Linked DNA regions of Homo sapiens: region 2 is linked to region 1. A link is a contact called in ENCODE Hi-C or POLR2A ChIA-PET data. All regions are on one chromosome and are shown on one strand. The core of a region is the stretch at or near the end of the contact, and the rest is flanking DNA. Distances in the headings are between cores, read along the strand shown.

Evidence for each region. Hi-C counts contacts between places; a loop is a spot of excess contacts on that map. ChIA-PET counts read pairs that join two places held with the same protein, here RNA polymerase II (POLR2A). Pooled maps may share reads with other maps.
Region 2: a loop to region 1 is called in a map of Calu3, with 9 times the contacts of the local background. The contact joins the promoter of LONRF2 here to the enhancer-like site in region 1. A Hi-C loop is called at or near these places in 6 of 168 maps with a recorded cell type or tissue (A673, Calu3, K562 and 2 more) and 14 of 50 pooled maps. POLR2A ChIA-PET finds 5 or more read pairs at or near these places in 4 of 52 experiments (HEK293T, OCI-LY7 and WTC11).

What each region holds. Positions count from the first base shown.
Region 1 is chr2:100,260,044-100,266,580 of GRCh38, forward strand. No RefSeq gene overlaps it. Among named protein-coding and RNA genes, the nearest start is that of LINC01104, 55 kb to the left of the region's middle. Within about 2 kb of position 2,775, at least 2 of the 41 ENCODE cell types and tissues checked have a DNase peak (open chromatin) inside an H3K27ac peak, as active enhancers do.
Region 2 is chr2:100,319,192-100,325,660 of GRCh38, forward strand. LONRF2 (LON peptidase N-terminal domain and ring finger 2) reads right to left here and starts at 3,310. Exons shown (of 12, transcript NM_198461.4): 1 at 2,224-3,310. The coding sequence starts at 2,902.

The DNA.
Region 1 (6,537 bases), core at 1,525-4,024:
TGAAGGCTTGAGAGGCACTGGCATATATCACTTATAGTGGCTTCAGTTACCTGCTGATGCCCATACCTGCAGCTGTATCTCACCCTAGGTGGCAGCCTCAGGTCTCCTGAGCTCACAGCCAGCTCCACCTGCACCTGCCTTTCCCAGGCTACTGAGAACTTACATCTGAACATATAGCTGAGCTCAGATCCTTCTCCCCAGCCTCTCTTCTTCCTGGGCTCCCTAACCCGAGAAGAGCATGGTCATGTACTAATTGCTCACTATGTGCCTTGCACTGATAGGCGCTCCATATACATTAACTCCAAACCAAGGTAGATATTAGAATTCTCATTCTATAAATAAGGCTTTCAAGTCTCCAAGAAGTGAAGCACCTTGTCCAAGGTCACCTAGCCAGCAAAGATTTAAACCCAGGCCTGGGGCCTGCAGCACAGTCCTTTGACTCTACCACGCTACCTGGCATCATGCACCCAGCAGACCCAGCAGACAGAGCCAGAAACTCACTCACCATCCAGGACCTGGATTTATTGCATTTGATATTCACACCTTTTTACAGAGAGGATCTACAGATTTCATCAGCTGTGAACAACAACAAAAAGAGTACGTAGGAATTCCAAAATCCTGTAATAACAATGAAAATCACGGTAAGAGTAATATTTTGGAAGACTGTTCTCTGGTTCAAGGCCTTACACTAAGCGCCTTCCCGCCTGGCCGTGGGGAGGGACTTAGCATGTCCCAGGCAGCTCAACTTTGCAGAAAAGGAGCATCTCCCATCCCTTCCACAGGCAGCAGCTTTCTCCAGTCCATGCTTCAGAGACAGAGGCACCCTGCCGAAGTCCCTCCATTCCTGAGGGTGCAGTGACCCCATGTGGCCAATTCCAAATGTAGCCACTTGATGGACATTGGGCTGTGACTGCTATTTCTTCTTCATTTAAGCAATTCTCCAATTGCTGTCTTTTGCTGAAGTTTTGCTTTCATTCCACTGAGGAGGAGAGGCAACAGAGGCGGCTTGGAATGGGAAGGGCGGGGCTGAGCTTGCAGGGACAATGTCCACCTAGCCTGCTGGCCACAAGGACCCTCCAGCTCTGAAGGTGCGCTGAGAGCGACCCCTTCGGGCCACATTGGAGGGGCAGCAACAGGTGATCTGGATGGCTGGCCTGAAGCCTTCTAGGCCCCAACCAGGCTGCTGCATCGCAGAGAAAGGAGAGAGAGAGACAGATGAGACCAAGGAAACTCTGCACTGAGTCACCCCCAGACTCAGGAGGGGGAAATGGGGGGCTGTCATGTGAGAGCTGGGAGGGCCCATGGGGTTATCAAAGTCATGGCCACATTTTATAAAGACAGCGAGGGCCAGAGTGTGACAAGGTCTCTCCTTAAAGCCGCCCACTAATATGTGTGAGCCGGTGAGGAACTGCATGTGGCTGCTACCAACATATGCCGAGTCACAGGGGCTTCAGCTAGGTAGGGGTGTCTTTCTCTTATGTAATCTGAAATTTCTCAGAAGCAGGTGGTCCAGGGCTGCTAGGGAGGCCCCACGATGTCATGAGAGACCCCAACTCTGTCTTCTGCTTCACCAGTCCTAAAACATGGCATTTCTCCACAAGCCTACATCATGGTCACGACATCTGCTTCAGCTCCCCTCTCACTCCTGAGTCCCAGGCAGGGAAAAGAAAGAAGAGGGAAAGCTCAGAGGCTGACTGTCAGAAGCATAAGCTTCCCCTTCAATAGCATTTCCTGAGGTTTCACCCAATAACTTCCTTTTATCGTATTGGCCATTGGAACTGTAGTTTGTAAGCTGAGCGTATTCCTAGAAGGAAGGAGAGAATGAAGATATAGATTACTAGAGGCCTCACCCATCTCCACTCGGGATAATAACAGCTACCATTTCTTTGGAGCTTACTATGTTTACATGAATTTATCTATCCTCAGAATAACCCTGGCAGATGAGTTTGTTATCCCATTTCACAGGTGAGGAAAGTGAAGTTTAGTGAGCTTAGGTTAACTGAACCACACCTAGTGAGGGCTGGGGACAAAATCTGAAACTAGATATGACTCAAATCCTACAGTCTTCACCTTACAGCACCTAACAAAGGGGCAGAGACACAGGACTCAGGCTTCCAAAGCTATGTTACAAAGCCACTCTCCCTTGGCGTGGTAACCACTGATACTTCCCTGTAAATGGAGGAAGCAGCATGAAAACAGGCTTTTTGAGGAAGGAGCTGCGGCCGCTGTCACCATTGTTGGGAAGGACAGAGCACTATACTCGGTTTGTATCTAGTAAGCAAGTTTGCCCAAGAGTTCATTTCCCCAGACTCTTAATCCATTCTCTGACCTGCTGTCACTCTTACAGACTCCAGGAGAAACCTTCCACATATCTGTGAAACTAGGTGATTTTGGTTTCACCATGATCAGTAAAAGATAATCAGTTCATCCTCTTTTACTATTTATACAGCTGTGTCCAGGATTTTGTAAAAAATCTTTTAAATGTACAATAAAGGTAAATCCTTTGGCTTTGTGAAAAGGTCCTTGGCTTCATAAAAGGACTCATTCCAGGGCTCCTTTAAGTGAAGGTCTCCAATATCTTTAAATATAAAATATTTTAAAGTAATAGCCACTCAAGAAAGAGGCCTGAGCACAGAGAAACTTAAAGCTAGAGTGTGTGACACAGCGCCACCTGAAGATCAAGCGGAGATGAAGAAGGGTAGCTATGTAGGTCAGCGGGGAAATGGAGCTGGTTGACAACAGGATCTTCCAACTGGCCTCTTTGACAGAGGGACGTCCAACTCTGCCTAGGGCATGTGACAGTGGAGAGACATCTAGGGTGGTCCTGCTTCACAATGATATGGCCTATGGTTTGTCGTCTTGAAGCCATTCGTCCTGGGTTCTCAGCGAAGCCTTGTCAACGTCGCTGATGTATCCCAAATCTTTGGAAAGCAGGGAAATCCTGCTCGCAGCTCATACCCGGGCTCTCCAGTCCCCTGCAGTACTGGAGGATGTCCAGCAGGTGGCGCAAAAGACAAGGGCTCGCCTTACCCATCTCTTGTCCTTATGAAGGAAATTTGACCAAAATGACAGCCCCCTCCTTCCTTCCCCTCCCTCCTTTCCTTCCTTCCATCCTCTCCTTCTCTTCTGTCCCTCTCTTTCTTCTTTATTCATTGAATCATCAAGTATCCATGAAAGACTACAAGCAGAGCTCTGTGCAAGATAATGGGGGGATGAATTAGGACAGGGTCCTTTGCCTTTGAGGAACCTGGAGTATAATAAAAAAGTAAAATAATAAACAACCGAAATACAAGAGGTGGCACAGGCTTCTGAGGGAGCAGTGTCACTCTTGAGCTGTATCATCGCAGCCTGCAGGTTCTGGAGTCAGACCAACCTGTCTTGTCTGTCTTCTGGTCCCGATTCCACACTTGCTGCAACCTTGTGCAAGCGCCTTAATGCCTCAAAGCCTCCGTTTCCTTATCTGTAAAATGAGGATAACAATAGATTGTCCTATGACATGTTCATAAGGTTGGCATAAGGAGTTAACATACCTAAAACATTTAGCACATTTTTAAAAAAACCAAAACGTTATTTAAAACATATAACTCATTCGTTCTTGCATGCATTCATTTATTCTATAGGCATTTGCATGACAACCATGTGAAGAAGGCTGTCCTTGTTATTATAGGAGGTACAAAGTAAATAGAAGGAATACTTCTCAGTGTGGGGATTTGCAGTCAGGGTGAATATTTCTTCAACATCTTCTTGAACACTTTTCTCTGTGACAGTCAAAATCAGCCTGGACTGAAAAGAGAAGAAAGCAGCCTAGCTGTTAATCCCGCTGGGAGGACACACTCTGATAAAGCCAGCTGCAGCATCCGCCGAAAATGCCATTTCTCCCGGGGTCAACCTATAGCTGGAAAATGCCAGGATGATCTCCCTTGAGTGAGCACTGCTTCCTCACCAATCGTGCCCTAGAGCCGCTTTGCTGCACCCCTCTTTTGCTACGAATCCCCAAATGCTGAGCCCTCCTTGCTCTTGCTGGCACCCAAACAGTAGTCAATCCTGCTGTTCCTGAGACTGTCTTGGAAACAGCAGCCAGCACAGGATGGATCCCACTTCCTCAGACCCTCATCAGAGTCTCCAGGGAGAGCCCAGACCTTCTAGAAGGGGCTTCCCTCCCCCTCCCCCACCAAGTGTGCAGCACTCCCAGATTCTAAAGTCATGTCAGTCAGTGGCATTTTTCGGACCGAGGGGTGCATGGTGGTCTTCGGCAGATGGAAACTCACTTTTGCGAGCTCCCTGATAGCGGGGTGCAGGCCTCCACCTCCTCAGAGGCCCGCATGAGAAATCTTGGCAGGGAGGGAGGCAAGGGAGGAACGGGGCTCAGCTGGAATCCTGACTTCAGCAAAGGCGATGGAGGAAAGTTAAGGGCAGTGGCTGCAGTTATGTGAATCAGATGCAGCCCCAGCAGAGCTTCTGGTGCCCAGGCTGGAGCACCCCCAAGTGCCCCTTGAGCTATGAGCATCCAGCGAGACACTGGGCGTGCACAGCCTTATGGTGGGCTGTGGCATCGAACCACTGAATGAGAGAAGGTCTCTAGTAGAATCCGCCCTTCCTTCCTCCCCTCCCTCCTGCCTCCATCTTTCCCTTCCTTCTTCCCTCCCTCCTTCCTTCCACAAGCATCTTTGTGCAGGAACTGTGTTGAGTGTTGGGGGCACAGATGCCTCTGGCCAGTCCCCACATCCCCAGGCTTCTGAAGATTTCATCATGACACAGTGACAGTGGAGGGACAATCTCCCAGGTGGGGCGGCATCTGGGGGCAGGTGGCACCTGTGCACCCTTGAGCATGGGTTTGAGGGCACCCTACCGTTCCATTTTTGGGGTCTGGGCCAACATGCAGATCTGAGCCTCTGCAGGCCTGTGAGGCTGGTTCCGCTCAGCTGGCACCTTGGTTATCTGCTGAGCAGTAGCGACTGCTCTTTCAGGCCACAGTGTGTGCCACCAGGCCCATGTTAGGGATCTTAGGTCTCAGGGGTGTGTGGAATACCACGCCCCTCACTCTCCCTGGGTATGGAAGGGTGTGAGACACAGCACACTCTCCTCCCTAGCCAGACTGCAGGGATCTCCACCTCCTCCCCTAGAAATAAGGGTACTGTATGCATAGTGCTAGGAGTCAGAGCCCCCACCTCAGGACTGGGAGGAGGAAGAAAAAGGGCCCTGGGGCATGGAGAAATGTCTGACTCTCATCTCCCAACACACACACCCACCCTTCTCCTTCTCCCCAGCCCTAAGCCCTCCCTCCCCACAGGGAGTGTCAGCTGGGTGCAGGTGCTCGCTTCACGCATGCTGTGCTGAATCTTCTGGACGCTCCCACACTGCCTGGCCTGACTCCACCCTTCGGAGGCCATGCGCTCTGTGAAAGGGCATTGGCGGCAGTTGTGTGAATCAGAAGCAGTGGTCCTGCCTGAGACCGTGGTCCGGCCAGAGGCAGGGATCCAGGAGGCCTGGGGCCTAGCATAGGCCCAGGTTAGTCTGTGACCTTAGCAGTTCACTCCCTTACTTTGAGTTTGAGTGAGGGGTTGGGTCGCTGTGTCCCCAGGGAAAAATTTCCCTTTGGAAACCCAGACATTTCAACCTGCAGAGCTCAGAATTCAGGGCATGGGAAGCACAGATGCTCCAAGTTGGCTTCTGGGAGCTGGAGTCAGCACATCTTGGTTTCCAGACCTGAGGGCTTTCTACTGGGGACAAAGTGTCATGTAAAAGTGCTTGATCCCAAGTGCCTCCTGCATCCTGGAGGACAGCATCCCATTCTTGTCAGGTAGTGCCTGTGAGCTGGCACTAGGCCTTTAACAGCCATGCCAATTTCCTATAAGATCAGAAGCTCCTGTCTAGTTCAGTAGGTGACAGGCATCCACCATCACAGCCCATGCTGCGTCCTTCACAATGGAGGTGCTGTCCACTGCCGACAAAGCCAACACTCCATGAGCCCTGTCTTAGTGCTTCTGATGGAGGCCTTCTGGTTGGGAGAGAAATCTGTACTCAGAGTAGCAGTCTATTTAGATTTCAGAATGAGTCAGTGGCCCTTCGGCTTTCTATCAAGTTCAGTATTTGTCTCCATTACTGGCAGACTGGACACTTGGTGGAAGCAGTAGCTACATTATCTTTGGTAAGTAGAAGGCTGTGCCATTGGGCTCACTCATAGCCTCCATCCCTGCCACCATTGTGCCAGCACTGGGGGGCCAATGACACAGGCTGGCCCATGTTACCTGACTGAGTCATTTCGCCTACTTGGCTGCTAGGAGCGTCTTCTGTGGTGGATGCTCTCCAGTGAGCACTATCATGTAATAAGACTGTCATCACGCTCTCCGCCTGCCACTCCCATGTGCCTACCCGCATGCCTCTACCGGACCTCCCTGCCCCAGATCTTGCAGCCTTTGTCTTTCCAGGCTCCTGAAGCCAGACAAGCCATTTGGCACTGCCCACGAGTCCATGTATATTCTAACTCTGGCCTAGTTTTCCTTCCACACAAAGTGGATGACCAGGTACTCTGCCCCA
Region 2 (6,469 bases), core at 2,060-4,559, 60 kb after region 1:
TTTTTTAACTATATCAAAACCTCTTTAAAAGGGCTAATTTATTTTGAAATTAAATGTTTTCATAAAATTTTAAGCTAATCTTTGAATAGAAAAATGAATACATTCTATATAAGTTCTCATATGAATTTACTGAAATAGCCTATTTTAAAAACGTTTAAATTAGGTCTAATATATATACAGAAAAGCTAAAAATATAAGTATATAGTGCAATGAACTATTGCAAAGTGAACACACTTGTGTATCCATCCCCTAAATCATGAAACAGAACATCACCACTACCCCACAGATCCCTCTCATACTTCCTCACAATCACTATTCCCTTTTCATCCCCCCAAGGTAACCATTGTCCTTACTTCTAACATCCTACAGTAATTTTGTCTGTTTGGGCTTACAGATAAATAGGATCATATAGTAAAAATGCTTGAGTCTGGCTTCTTCCACTTAACATTATGTTTGTGAGATTTGTCCACATTGTAGTTTGTAACTGTAGTTGATTTATTTTCTTTCTGTATAGTATGCTATGAAAACATAATCATATATTCACCCCTTCTGCTCTTACTGGACATTTGGGTTGTGTGCACTTTTGGGGTATCTCTAACAATGACATACACTCTTGTATCTAATTGCACATTCTTTTGGGGGCACATATGCATATACCTCTTTGAAACTATTTGGCCAAGGACAGGCTTAACATCTGTAGATACTACCAAATATTTTTCAGGGGCATAATTTGCAGTCCCATTAGCAGCATATAAATATCACAGTTTTCATTTTTCTACATCTTCTCCAACATCTAAATACAGATGAAGTATTTCTGATGAAAATTTGATGTTGGAATTGGGTAGTGCAGTAAATGCAAAATATATAACGAATTTCAAAGGCTTAGTTTAAAAAAGTAAAATCTCAATTATTTTTTAAAATTGAAGGCATGTTGAAATAATATTTTGGATGTATAGGGTTAAAAATTGCTAAAATAAATTTCACCTGCTTTTTTCACCCTTTTAATGTAGCTACAAGAAAATCCCAAATTATGTGTGGCTTACACAATAGTTCTAATTGGATAGTGCTGCTCTAACACCATCAATACCTAAATTAGTAGAAAACTAAAAAATATGCCTGTTAAAGTATGGATATGTTGGTTGCAAAAACTACAGAATACTCGTTAGAAAAGCTGAGTTAAGTGCTCTATTCCAGCAGAGAATATCCCAATTTAGATACAGATATTGAACACTTGTTCAATATTTGGATCTTTTTTTTTGCAAGACAAAATTGAATGCTAGTCACTTTATAATTTGTGCCTTCTAAAAGGGAAAACCTTAATCCTAAGTTTAAAATAAAATGTGCACTGACTACAGCATGGTAGTAGATTATTTTAGTAACAAGAGATTCAACAAGTCTTCTCGGCTAGTGCTTTAAATCGTATATGCCCTATTATAAAACCGGTGAAACCAGAAAGCAAACCGTCCTCCTCACACTGCCCAAAACAACTGCCAATAGAGCGCATACTCATATGTCAAAGCCAAAACGATGACAGAAGTTTGGTCTTCCTTTCAGCTAAATAGTGTTAACAGGTGGTGGCTGGGTGAAGGCAGGAGAGTGCCTGTTGCTGGCCTTAGGCCTCAGATAAATAAGGAAATGACTGAATGAACAATTTAAAACTACACACACTAGTCAGTGTAACTATCTAGTAAGTTAAATACGCCATGACATCTAATGATGGCCTCTGAGACAGAGAGCAGGCTAGAGCCGGAGCGTTTGACGTGATTACAGCAGAGTGGAGGCGGTTCCTTCCTGGCTATATTAGCTGAAACCCAAAGCAAATCTTGCCCCAGCACAAGGCACCCCTTTCTGCGCCTGTAGTGTGTCAGCTATGTGCATTTTCCTTCAGGATGAGCAAAAATATTTCGTCATCCTCCCCGCTCCTCAACAGCGCAGAAGATGCCGAAAAGCAATTACAGGACCTTACAGAGCTGCTCCGGGGGCCGCGGGAAACTTACCAGCATCCTGGAAAAGACAAAACCAGTGGGGTGCACTTGGCCTCTCCTGGCTGCAGGGTGTGGCCGCCCCCACCTTTCACCTTCCCATCCTTAGGAAGCAAAGTGACCCCTAAGCCTAGACAAAGCTCTCGAAAGCCCAAAGCCTCGGGCCCACCGGCCAGCTCCCCACCCCGCTGCTGGGCCGGACAGGTGTAGGGGAGGCGGACCCGCCCCGCAGCCGACTCACCCAGCTCCAGGGCCTGGTCGCACCTGAGCAGCGCGGCCTCCGGCTGCTGCTGGCGCTGCAGGCTCCGCGCCTGGCCTGCCAGCCTGCGCAGCCGGCACTCGGCCGGGAAGCACTTCTCCAGCAGGCCGCTCAGCACCACGTTCACGCGCCGCACCTGCGGCCGCGCGGGCCCTGGCTCCACGCAGCGCTTGCAGACTGTGAGCCCGCAGGGCAGCGTCACCGGCTTATGCAGCAGCCGCCGGCAGCGCGGGCAGCCGAGCAGGTCGCGGGGCGCGCGGGGCTCCGGGGCCGGCCCTCCCTCGCCGGGCGCCTCGGGCTCGCCGCCCGGGTTCTCCGCGGACAGCGGCCGGTCGCGCAGGCCCACGGCGCGCACCAGGCCGCCCGCCAGCTCTTCCAGCTCCTCCGGCCGCAGCGCCCCGAGCCGCGCGGCGCCGCGGAACGCGCCCAGGGCTTCGGGGAGGCGGCCGGCGCGGGCCAGCGCGTCCCCCAGCCTCAGGCACAGGCCGCGGTCCGGCTGCGCCAGCCCGGCTAGCATGGAGCGAAAGAGCTCGGCTGCCATCTCGTAGTCGCCCGCGCGGAAGGCCTCGTCGCCCTCCTCTAAGCGCTGGGCGATCGGCTCCGCGCGGTCGCAGCCAGGACACTGGGGCGGCGGCGGCGGCGGGACCGGCTCGGGGCTCATCACCGCGGGGCTGCGACGACGCGGGTCCGGAGCGAAGGCGCGGAGCAGGGAGGATGCGCTGCTGCTGGGAACTGGCCGGCGGGAGCGCGGTCTCAGCCCTCGCCAGCAGCCACGCGCGTCTGGGGGCGGCGCGCTGCGAGCGGCTGAGACCGCGGGCGGGGGCGGGCGCCTGGCTTGGGCAGCGTCCTCAGCGCGGTGTGGGCGGCGAGCCCCGCAGGGCTGCAATCGTTCCGGGGTGGGGGCCGGGACAGGCACCGCGGGCGCAATCTGAGCCCCTGCCCACGCGCAGCGGCCTCTCAGTCCCGCCGGCTTAGGTAACCCAGGTCGCTGCGGTAACGCAGTGACCGCGCTCCAGGTCCGCGTCTCTTGCGATGCTTCCCCCACTCGCCTGAGGGCTCCTGCGCGACTGCGCGCGCGTCCTCTGCCTGCCGCCTCCCCGCAGAGGTGCCGGGGCCCTGGGAGCAGGTGGCCTTGGCCGCGGGCTGCTGGCGCGCCGGCACCGCGGCACCTGCTCTTCCCCAGAGGCCTGGCCGCCCCCACAACCTGTGGCTCCGCTTAAGCAAGAACCCAGGAAAAGTCACCAAACGCATCACGCATCTCTAGCTTCGACTTAGGAAATTGTCCTAAATGACTGGGGAGGCTGAAGTGGGCACCCAGAGGCCCCGCCTCAGCGAGCTTCTTCTCTTAACTCTAGGCTGAGGCCTTTGAGAACTCATTTTAACAGAGAACGTGGAGGGCCAAGAGAACCAGATACCAGGAGGAGGAGGGATTCGAGAAGTGGACAATTGTATTGTGCCCTTGATTAGGAAGCAGAAATAGAATTAGAAATAGAATTCTAATTAATAGAATTAGAATAGAAATAGAAAGGGTGCCCTAGTATGGAGTACTGCAGACATAAGTTGCTGGGGAGAGGGAGCTAAACGCTCCGTTGGTGTACAAGCAAGGTTTAAATTAAAATCCTCTGTGCGTATTAACCGGGTTCATAATTTCTCCTATATAGCCTATGTATTTCTCCTATGTAGCCTGCTCCCTTCTTCCTGTCGTCACAGTATCTGTTTTATCCTGTGTATTTGAATACAATAAAATGCATTACAATATTCTAGAATTCATACTACTGTTCATATTTCAAGAATAAATTTTTTTAAAAAATTGGAGAGGTTTTTCTACATCTAAAACTGCTGGCTAAAGAAAATATACAATACCTCGACCACATCTGGCTTTGGGAAAGGAGAAATGCCTCATTAAGTGAGAGAACATTTTAGACCAGTTCCTAAAAGGGAAAAAGGGGCAATTTTTGGCCAGCCCTCTAGTTCTACAATAAACAAATGCAGAGTACCCACCTCCTTTTCCATGAAGGATTTCCCCCAGCTGTCTACCTAACTTAATTGATAACAGTGTACTGTTTGGGTCTCTTTTTCATTACTGAATTATTTCAAATTCACTTTTTCAATCACTGTTTGGATTTTTATCTGCTTTCTTTATAGAATAACAATTCACTTATATTTGAGGGTCATTTATCCATCAAATTCACAACCAACAATCAGGAAGCAATGGGGAAAAAGCTTCAGAGCACAGACCATACAGTAAAGATTGTGAAACCTTATGATCTCAGATCCTATTTGTTCTTATTTTAGACAAATATCTAGCAAGAGAACAGAAAGAAGCTTGCCGGAGGTATGCCTGCTGAGAGCCAGAAGTGTTTAAAGCAAAAATGTTAGTGTGTTGTGAGGTTTATAACACATAGAAATAAAATATATCACAAATATAACACAAAGGCAGGTAGAGGAGAAATGGCAGGATACTGTTGTAAGGTTCTAATGCTATATGTGAAATGGTATAATGTCACTTTAAGAAAGACTGTAATGAGTTAAGGATGTGTCCTCTAACCCTAAAGCAACCTCCTAAATAACACAAAGAGCTATAGTTTAAAAGCCTATAGAGATGAAATGAAATTGTTAAAAAAAACTCTATTAATCCAAAAGAAGGCATAAAAAGAGAGGAAGGAAACAATTAGATAAAACAAATAGAGAACAAATAGCAAGATGGCAGGTTTAAACCCAATTATATCGGTTAATGTTCATTAAATATTGTCTAAATACCATAATTAAAAGGCAAAGATTGTCAAAAGGAAGACCCAGATATATGCTGCCTACCAAAAAAGAACTTTTAAATATGAAAATACAAATAAGGTAAAGGTAAAAGGATGGAAAAAGATGTTCTAGTTAACTCTAAGCAAAATAAATCTAGAGTGACTATATTGATAGCTGACAAAGTCTATTACATAGCCAAGAACATTGCTAGGAGAAAGGACAGCCATTTCATAATGATAAAGGTGTTAGTTGGTCAAGAGGACATAATAGTCCTAACCGCGTGTGTTCCCAATAACAGAGCTTTCAAATATTTGAAGCAAAAACTGATAGAACTGTAAGGTGAAATAGGTAAATTAATAATTATAGTTGGATATTTAAATATCCCTTTTTCACCATAAAAAGAACAAGATCATGTCCTTTGTAAGGACATGGATGGAGCTGGAAGCCGTTATCCTCAGCAAACCAACACAGGAACAGAAAACCAGATGCTGCATATTCTCACTTATGAGTGGGAACTGAACAATGAGAACACATGGACACAGGGAGGGGAACAACACACACTGGGGCCTGTCGGCGGTGGGACCGAGGAAGGGAGAGCATGAAGAAAAATAAGTAATTCATGTGGGGCTTAAAACCTAGGTGATGGTTTGATAGGTGCAGTAAACCACCATGGCACACGTTTACCTATGTAACAAACCTTCACATCCTGCACGTGTACCCCAGAACTTAAAAATAAAACACCCCTCTTTCAACAATTAATACAAGTATACTGAAAATCAGTGAGGCTATAGAAGACTTGAGCAATTCTACAAACCAACTCAATCTGATTGATGTTTATAGAACACTCCACCCAACAATAGCAGAATACACATTCTTTCCAAGTGCACATGGGACATTTACCGATATAGAACATCTTAGAGCCATAAAACAAATCCCAATTTAAAAGTATTCCTTCTAGGGCACTGATACATCAATAAATTGGATCAAATTGAGGACTTCTGCTGTTTTAAAGACACTGCTAAGACATGCTACACACTAGGAGAAAATATTTGCCGATCACATAGCTGATAAAGTACGAACCAAAAATATATAAAGAAATCCAAGAACTCAATAAGAAAATACAGAACTGGATTAAAAAGTGAGTGGAAGATTTGAACAGTCATTTCATTACAGAAGACATATTGATGGCAAATAAGATGCTCAGCATTATGAGCCACTGGGGAAATGCAAATGAAACCCCAAGCAGTTAGTACTGCACACCTAGTGGAATGTCTGTGATTAAAAAGGCTGACCATGCTGAGTGCTGGCAAATACAGGGCATATGCAGAACTCTCACACATTGTCAGTGGGAGTGTACCATGGTGCAGCCACTTTGGACTACAGTTTCTTAAAATGTTAACTGTATACTTATCATATTAACCACCCATTCCACTTCTAGGTATTTATCCAAAAGAAATAAAAGCATATGTCCATTCAA